Regions from separate parts of the Homo sapiens genome. Here region 1 is linked to region 2. Evidence: read pairs that join two places in POLR2A ChIA-PET (ENCODE). Cell type or tissue: endothelial cell of umbilical vein. All regions are shown on one strand.

Region 1 (4,000 bases), 740 kb before region 2:
AGCAAGAGGGCAGTGACTAACTAGGAAGCAGTGCAGTGTGGTGGGGAAGGCCCCTGGATCCAGAATCCTCTCCTGGCTCTGTCCCCAAGGAGCTGTCACTTCAGTTTTGTGGCCCCTAGGGGGTGGGACCATTCCTGTAAAGAGCTGATGGGTGCATCTTTTCCTAGCTCTGGATTCAGTGTCATGCTGGCACCCTGACACCAGTGGTGGCGGAAAGCTTATGTCTTGGGAATCGGCAAATGTGATCACTCAGGGCCTACTGTATTAGTCTGTTCTCATGATGCTAATAAAGACATACCCAAGACGGAGTAATTTATAAAGGAAAGAGGTTTAGTTGACTCACAGTTCAGCATGGCTGGGGAGGCCTCAGGAAACTTACAATCATGGCAGAAGGGGAAGCAAACATATTCTTCTTCACAGGGTGGCACAAGGAGAACTGCCAAGCCAAGGGGGAAAAGCTCCTTGTAAAACCATCAGATCTCGTGAGAACTCACTCACTATCATAGAACAGCATGAGGGTAACCGTCCCCATGATTCAATTACCTCCTACCAGGTCCCTCCCACGATATGTGGGGATTACGGGAACTACAATTCAAGATGAGATTTGGGTGGGGACACAGCCAAACTGTATCACCCATGTTTGCCCCCCCTCAGGGGCCAGCTGCTAACATTTACCAGCTCACCACTGAGGGTATCTTTCGGGCCTAGCAGGGGATATCCGTTGGGCCCAGCAGTGGATACAATCCCTGGGCCCCTCTGCTGACCCCTGGAGTCAGGATTTTCTGGTGCCCTGGGGGTTTCCAAAGACCTGGACATCGGTCTCTGTTATTTTGTTTTGTTTTCTGGTTTTTTGGTGCTTCTTTGAGTGGGCCTCTTGCTCCATAGCCCAGGCTGACATGCAATGTGGCATGATCATAATTCATTGCAGCCTTGAACACCTGCCACAAGTGATCCTCCTGCCTCAGCCTCTCAAAGCATTGGGATTCCAGGTGTAAGCCAGCACATCTAGCTGGACTCTGGTTTTACAATAAGTGGTGGAACCGGTGGATTACATGCCCCTAAAGGTCACTTTTAGCTCTAAAATTATCTGCTTTTGGTTGCCACCCAATGTGTTCATAGGTTGGTGCAGGGACTGCCAGAACCTAGCTGCAAAGAGCAATCGTCTTCTGCAGAGCCATCTCTTCCTCACAACCCTAGGCCCTGCTCTGCCTGCTGAGGCTGCTGACAAGTTTCCACCTTTACAGGACACTTTCCACTTCCCACGCTTAGGCGGACCTCATGCTGGGATGGGAGGTCAGTAACTATTCCGCATTAGCTGTGGCTTGGAGGAAACAGGGGTAAGGGAGCCAGGTTTTCCTACCGGAAGTGACTTCCCAGGGGGAAGTTGAAGCCTCCACGGAGAGGAGTCCTTCCTCCTCCTTCCATGCCAGGGTCCTTCCATGCCCTGGGGTCCCTTCTCATTGGAAAGTCATCCTGGCTCTAAGGGGCTGGCCTGGGGCAGGCTGCCCATGCACACTGGGCTGATGGTAGATCTTGCCAGGATTTGGGGAGGAGGGAAATAGTTGCCAAACAGAGACAGAGGCAGAGAGAGAAATAATAAAACGGAGGGAAAAGAAATAAATAATAAGAGGGAAAAGAAATAAATAATAAGGAACGCGCCAGAAAGCCAAAAACACCAGGAATGCCTTCTTCAGCCATGTAAGAGGAAGCTGGGGTTAGGAAGGAGTTTGTGATTTGTAGCCCAGCGGGGGAAGCCGGGTCCTGTGTATGACACAAGGTCCTGGTAGCTGTAGTTCTTTGTCCATCCCTCTCCCACTCCATCAGCCCAGCTGCTCAGCTCTCCGGTGATCCGCACTTGGCAGGAACGGTTTACTCCACATTCTTTGTTTCCCCCTCTCCCTTCTTTCTGACCCCAGCTTTTCCTGTCTGCCTTCTAGAGCCACCGGAATTAGGCCTTCCTGCTCCCTCCTTCTCAGCCTCTAGCCCTCCACACCGGGCCCTGGACAATCCACTCTGGCTGGGGGCGGGGGCACGGTGGCTCCCCAAAGCCTCTAGTCTCCACACTAACAGAGAAGGGGATCCCACTCTCTCCATAGATCCCCCACCCCGCCACTCCGCCATCCACCAGTGGCTCCAGAGAGGTGAGGGTGGGATCTCCAGGGGCAGGAGGAGACCTCTCAGAGGCTCCGGCTCCCGCGGGATGCCGCCCACGAGCACCCTCGAGGGGAAGGTCTGTGCTCCCCCTGGGCACAAAGCAGGGAGAAAAGAATGGAAGAAGGGGACTCCAGTGGGGGTCCAAGTTTCAGCTGCCTCCTACCCCCAGGTCTTACACCGAATTACCATCATCTTTTCAGGAAAACCAAATTGTTACTGCCGGGTCACGAGATCCCTGGACCGCGGAGGCACCCACTGCCAAGATGGATTCCTGTCGCCCCAGCCAGGCAGGCACACAGCCTGGCGTCCTCCCTCCAACCCCGCGGTGCCCCTGTTCTCCCCAGCCCTCGGCCCCCTGTGGCTCCCAGCACCCTCGGCCACCCCCACCCGAGCTGCCCCCTGCGTCCCCCAACATTCCCTCGCCCAAGGCTGCCCCCAACCCCCAAGCTGCTCCCCGCGCCCTCGGCCACCCCCACCCGGCTGCTCCCGAGCTGTCCCCTGTATCCCCCGGCCCCCAACGCCCTCGGCCACCCCCCACCCGGAGCTGCCCCCTGAGTTCCCCCCACCTCCCTGTGCCCAAGGCTGCCCCCCACCCGGAGCTGCTCCCGGAGTACCCCGCCCCGCGCGCTCTCGGCTGCCCCTCACCCTTGAGCTGCTACCCGCGTACCCCGCCCCCCGCGCCCTCGGCTGCCCCCCACCCCCAGGGCTGAGCCCGAGCCGGCTCCGGCTGTCTGCGCGCAGCGCTCCAAGGCAGCGGGGTGAATGGACGGCATCCAGCCTGGCCGGCAGCTTGAAAATAAAAATAAAACAGAGGGAAAAGAAATAAATAATAAGGAGCGCGCCAGAAAGCCAAAGAAAATACAATCCCAAGCTCCGAGCAGGCTTCAAGCCTGCAGCCGGCCCTGGGCCGCAAGCCTCCGGCGTCGGAGCCACCGGGCCCCTGCTCCCCGCCCGCGCGCGTCCCTGTCCTCGCCGGGGAAACACAATCCGAGCTCGCGTAGCTCCTGGGCCGAGGGGGCCAGAGAGGGCCGAGGACGCCCCCGCCCGCAACAGGGACCGGCTTGTTCTTTGTAATGGCAAATATTTATTTTGGTTCAAGTGGAACCCTTTCCACAAAGACCACTTGGTTGTAATCAATAACACCTATTTTCAGATAATCTGCCCTCTCTGGGCAGAGCCCACGGAACTCACCCAAACAGAGATCTTTTCAAAGGGAATTTTAAATGGGCTGGATTCACAGACGGCTGGAGGAGGGGCCTGGCGGGGGGTGGGAGGCGGCGGGCAGGGGGAGATGAACCTGGGTGGTCAGGCCGGAGCTGGGCCGAGGCGCTGCCAGGTGGACGTCTCCACCCTGGGTGGGGTGGGGGGGTCTTCCAGGAACCTTTCTCAAAATAAAACAAATCGAAAACCTTTCTTTGGTTGGCCAAATGTTGCTGCAGAGGTAGACTTCTAGAAACTCCCAAACCGCTTCCCTTTTCCTCCCAGAGAGCTTCTACGTTGTCATAGGCGGACTCCATTGCAGGATGAGGCATCCCAGACTGCCCTAGCCCTCCAGTCCCGGAGTTGCTGAGAGGCCGTGTCCCTTACTTGTAAAGTGGGGACCGAACGTGTCCTTGTCACAGGAGAGCTGTTCATTTGAGAATGTATCTGAGCACAGGCAGCGGGCGGGCGTCCTTCTAGGTGCTGGGATCACCAGGGAAGAAAACCAGAGCGGTGCCCTCGTGGAGCCTCCTTCCAGTGGAGAGAGACAGACATTAAGCCAGTGGGTACGATGGGCAGTGACGAATGTTACAGGAAAGAAAGGCCTTGGAAACTGTGAAGGGCTTTGTGCTTCAGCTCTGTGGTG
Region 2 (4,000 bases):
AACTTAGAAAAATATGGGATTATGTAAAGAAACCAAATCTATGACTTTTTGATGTCCCTGTAGGGGGAGAAAAGCAGTTTGGAAAACATATTTGAAGATATCATCCACAAAAATTTCCCCAATCTCACTAGAGGGGTCAATACTCAAATCCAGAGAACCCCTGCAAGATACTATACAGGACAATTATTTCTAAGACACACAGTCATTAGATTCTCCAAGGTTAAAATGAAAGTAAACTGTTAAAGGCAGCTAGACAGAAGGGGCAGGTCACCTACACAAGAAACTCCATCAGACTAACAGTCGATCTAAGAGCAGAAATCCTACAAGCCAGAAGACATTGGGGGTGTCTATATATTCAGCATTTTTAAGGAAAGGAAATTCCAATGAAGAATTTTATATCCAGCCAAACTAAGTTTCATAAGTGAAAGAGAAATAAGGTCCTTTTCAGACAAGCAAATGCTAAGAGAATTTGTTACCATCAGAGCTGCCTTACAAAAGGTCCTCAGGGAGTGCTAAATATGGAAAAAAAGGACCATTACCAGCCACCATAAAAACACACTTAAGTGCATAGATCACTGACACTATAAGGCAGCCACACAGTTAATTCTGTTAATTCTGCATAATAACCAGCTAACAACACAATGACAGGATCAAACCTGCGCATATCAATATCAACTTTTAATGTAAGGAGGCTAAATACCCCATTTAAAAGGCACAGAATGGCAAGTTGGGTAAAGAAGTAAGACCCACCTATATGCTGTATACAAGAGACTCATCTCACATGCAATGACACCCACAGGTTCAAAGTAAAAGAATCGAAAAACATCTACCAAGCAAATGAAAAGCAGAAAAAAGCAGGGTTGCAATCCTAATTTCAGATGAAACAGACTTTCAACCAACAAACATAAAAAAAGACAAGGGTAATGGTAAAGAGTTCAAGTTAACAAGAAGACCTAACTACCCTAAATATATATGCACCCATCACAGGAGCACCCAGATTCATAAAGCAACTTCTTAGAGACATTCAAGGACACTTAGACTCCCACAAAATAATAGTGGGAGACTTCAACACCCACTGACAGTATTAGACAGATCATCAAGCAGAAAACTAACAAAGATATTAAGGACTTGAACACAACACTGGACCAAATAAATCTCATAGACATCTACAGAACTCTTCAACCCCCACAACAACAGAATATACATTCTTCTCATCTGCCCATGGACATGCTTTACAAAAGACCACATAATTGGCCATAAAACAATCCTTAGAAAATTCAAAAAAAGTAAAATCATACCAATCACACTCTCAGACCACAGCACTATAAAAATAGAAATTAATACTAAGAAAATCACTCACAACCATACAGTTACATGGAAATTAAACAACCTGCACCTAAATGACTACTGAGTAAACAATGAAATCAAGGCAGAAATCAAGAAATGATTTGAAACAAATGAGAACAAAGATACAATATACCAGAATCTCTGGGATACACCTAAAGCAGTGTTAAGAGGAAGGTTTATAATGCTAAGCACTCATTCAAACAAGCAGAAAGATCTCAAATTAACAATCTAACATCACACCTAGAGAAACTAGAGGAACAAGAGCAAACCAACTCCAGAGTGAGCAGAAGACAAAAATAAACAAAATCAGAGCTGAACTGAAGGAATTTGAGACTCAAGAAGCATACAAAAGATCAGTGAATACAGTATGTGTTTCTTTATTATTGAATACAGAATTCAGCTTTATTAGTCTAGTAGTGTACTAGCTACTAGTCTAGTAGCTTTATTAGTCTAGTAGGCTACTAGCTACACTAATAAAGAAAAAAAGAGAGAAGATCTAAATAAACTCAATCAGAAATGACAAAGGGAACATTACCACCAACCCCATAGAAACACAAAAAATCTCAAAAGACTACTGTGAACACCTTGATGCACACAAACTAGAAAACCGATGAAATAAATAAATTCCTGAGAATATATAACATCTCAAGATTGAACCAGGCAGAAATGGAATTCCTGAACAGATCAATAACAACTTCTAAAATTGATTTAGTAATAAAAAGCCTACTAGCAAGAAAAAGTCCAGGACCATATAAGTTCACAGCAAAATCCTACCAGATATATAAAGAAGAGCTGGTAGAATTCCAGTTGAAACTATTCCAAAAAATTGAGAAAGAGTGACTTCTCCCTAGTTTGTCCTATGAGGTCAGCATCATCCTGATACCAAAACCTGGCAGAGACACAACATAAAAATAAAACTTCAGGCCAATATCCTTGATAAACATGAACAATTCTAGCAAATCGAATCTAGAAGCACAAGATAAAGCTAATCCACCGCAGTCAAGTAGGCTTTATCCCTGAGATGCAAGATTGGTCAACATATGCAAATCAGTAAATGTGATTCACCACATAAACAGAACTAAAAACAAAAAACCTTATAATTTTCTCAGTAAAAGCAGAAAAGGCTTTTGATAAAATTCAACAGCTTTTCATGTTAAAAACCCTAAAAAAAAACTAATCAATGAAGAAACATACCTCGAAATAATAAGAGCTATTTATGACAAACCCATAGCCAGCATCAAATTTAATGGGCAAAAGCTATAAGCTTTCTTCATGAGAACTAGAACAAGACAAGGATGCCCACTCTCACCACTTCTATTCAGCATGATATTGGTAGTCCTGGCCAGGGCAATCAGGCAAGACAGATAAATAAAAGGCATCCAAATAGGAAGAGAGGCAGTCAAATATCTGTTTGCAGACATGATTCTATACTAGAAAACTCCATAGTCTCTGCCCAAAAGTTTATAGATCTGATAAACAATTTCAGCAAAGTCTCAGGCTACAATTCTATGCACAAAAATCAATAGCATTTCTTCCTTTCTTTCCTTTCTTTTTCTTTCTTTCCTTTCTTTTTCTTTCTTTTTTCTTTCTTTCATCTTTCTCTTTTTCTTTCATCTTTCTTTCTCTCTCTTCTTTCCTTCCTTCCTTCCTTCCTTCATTCCTTCCTTCCTTCCTTCCTTCCTTCCTTCCTTCCTTCTTTCTTCTTGATGGAGTCCCACTCTGTCACCCAGATTGGAGTGCAGTAGTGCGATCTTGGCTCACTGCAACCTCCACCTCCCGGGTTTAAGCGATTCTCCTGTCTCAGCCTTTCGAGTAGCTGGGACTACAGGTGCCTGCCACCACACCTGGCTAATTTTTGTATTTTTAGTAGAGATGGGGTTTCACTATATTAGTCAGTCTTGTCTTGAACTCCTGACCTTGTGATCCACCCACCGTGGCCTCCCAAATTGCTGGGATTACAGGCTTGAGCCACCATGCCTGGCCAATCAGTAGCATTTCTATACACTAACAACATCCAAGCTGAAAGCCAAATCAAGAATGCAATCACATAAACAGTAGCAAAAAAAGAACAAAGTATCTAGGAATACAGCTAAATGAGGAGGTAAACAATCTCTACAAAGTGAACTACAAAACTGCTAAAAGAAATGACACAAATAAATGAAAAAATATTCCATGCTTATGGATAGGAAGAATCATTATCTTTACAATGGCCATACTGCCCAAAGCAATTTATAGATTTACTACTATTCTTATCAAACTACCAATGACACTCTTCACTGAATTAGAAATAACTATTTGAAAATTCATATAGAACCAAAAAATTTTAAAAGATCTCAAATAGCCTAGACCATTCTCAGCAGAAAGAATAAAGCTGAAGGCATCACACTATCCAACTTTAAACTATTCTACAGGGCTACAGTAATGAAAACAGCATGGTGCTTGTACAAAACAGACATGTAGACCAGAATAGAGAGCCCAGAAATAATGCCAATCACATACAACCATCTGATCTTTGACAAAGTTGACAAAAACAAGCAATGGGAAAATGCTTCCTATTCTATAAATGGTGGTGAGATAACTGGCTAGCCATATTCAGAAGATTGAACCTGGACCCCTTTCTTACACCATATACAAAAATCAACTCAAGGCTGAT

Evidence for each region. ChIA-PET counts read pairs that join two places held together with the same protein. Peaks named below come from ENCODE experiments on the same cell type or tissue, not always from the same donor. Only the 100,000 strongest peaks of a DNase experiment are listed, where the experiment ranks them.
Region 1: POLR2A ChIA-PET joins it to region 2 with 6 read pairs; 2 of 35 experiments call an interaction of 5 or more read pairs at or near these places.

The regions. Positions count from the first base shown.
Region 1 is chr11:128,823,403-128,827,402 of GRCh38, reverse strand. No RefSeq gene overlaps it. Among named protein-coding and RNA genes, the nearest start is that of KCNJ1, 42 kb to the left of the region's middle. In endothelial cell of umbilical vein, no CTCF peak of the experiment used is centred here; a DNase peak (open chromatin) is centred at 1,852; H3K27ac peaks cover 847 bases.
Region 2 is chr11:128,081,036-128,085,035 of GRCh38, reverse strand. No RefSeq gene overlaps it. Among named protein-coding and RNA genes, the nearest start is that of LINC02725, 13 kb to the left of the region's middle. In endothelial cell of umbilical vein, no CTCF peak of the experiment used is centred here; no DNase peak of the experiment used is centred here.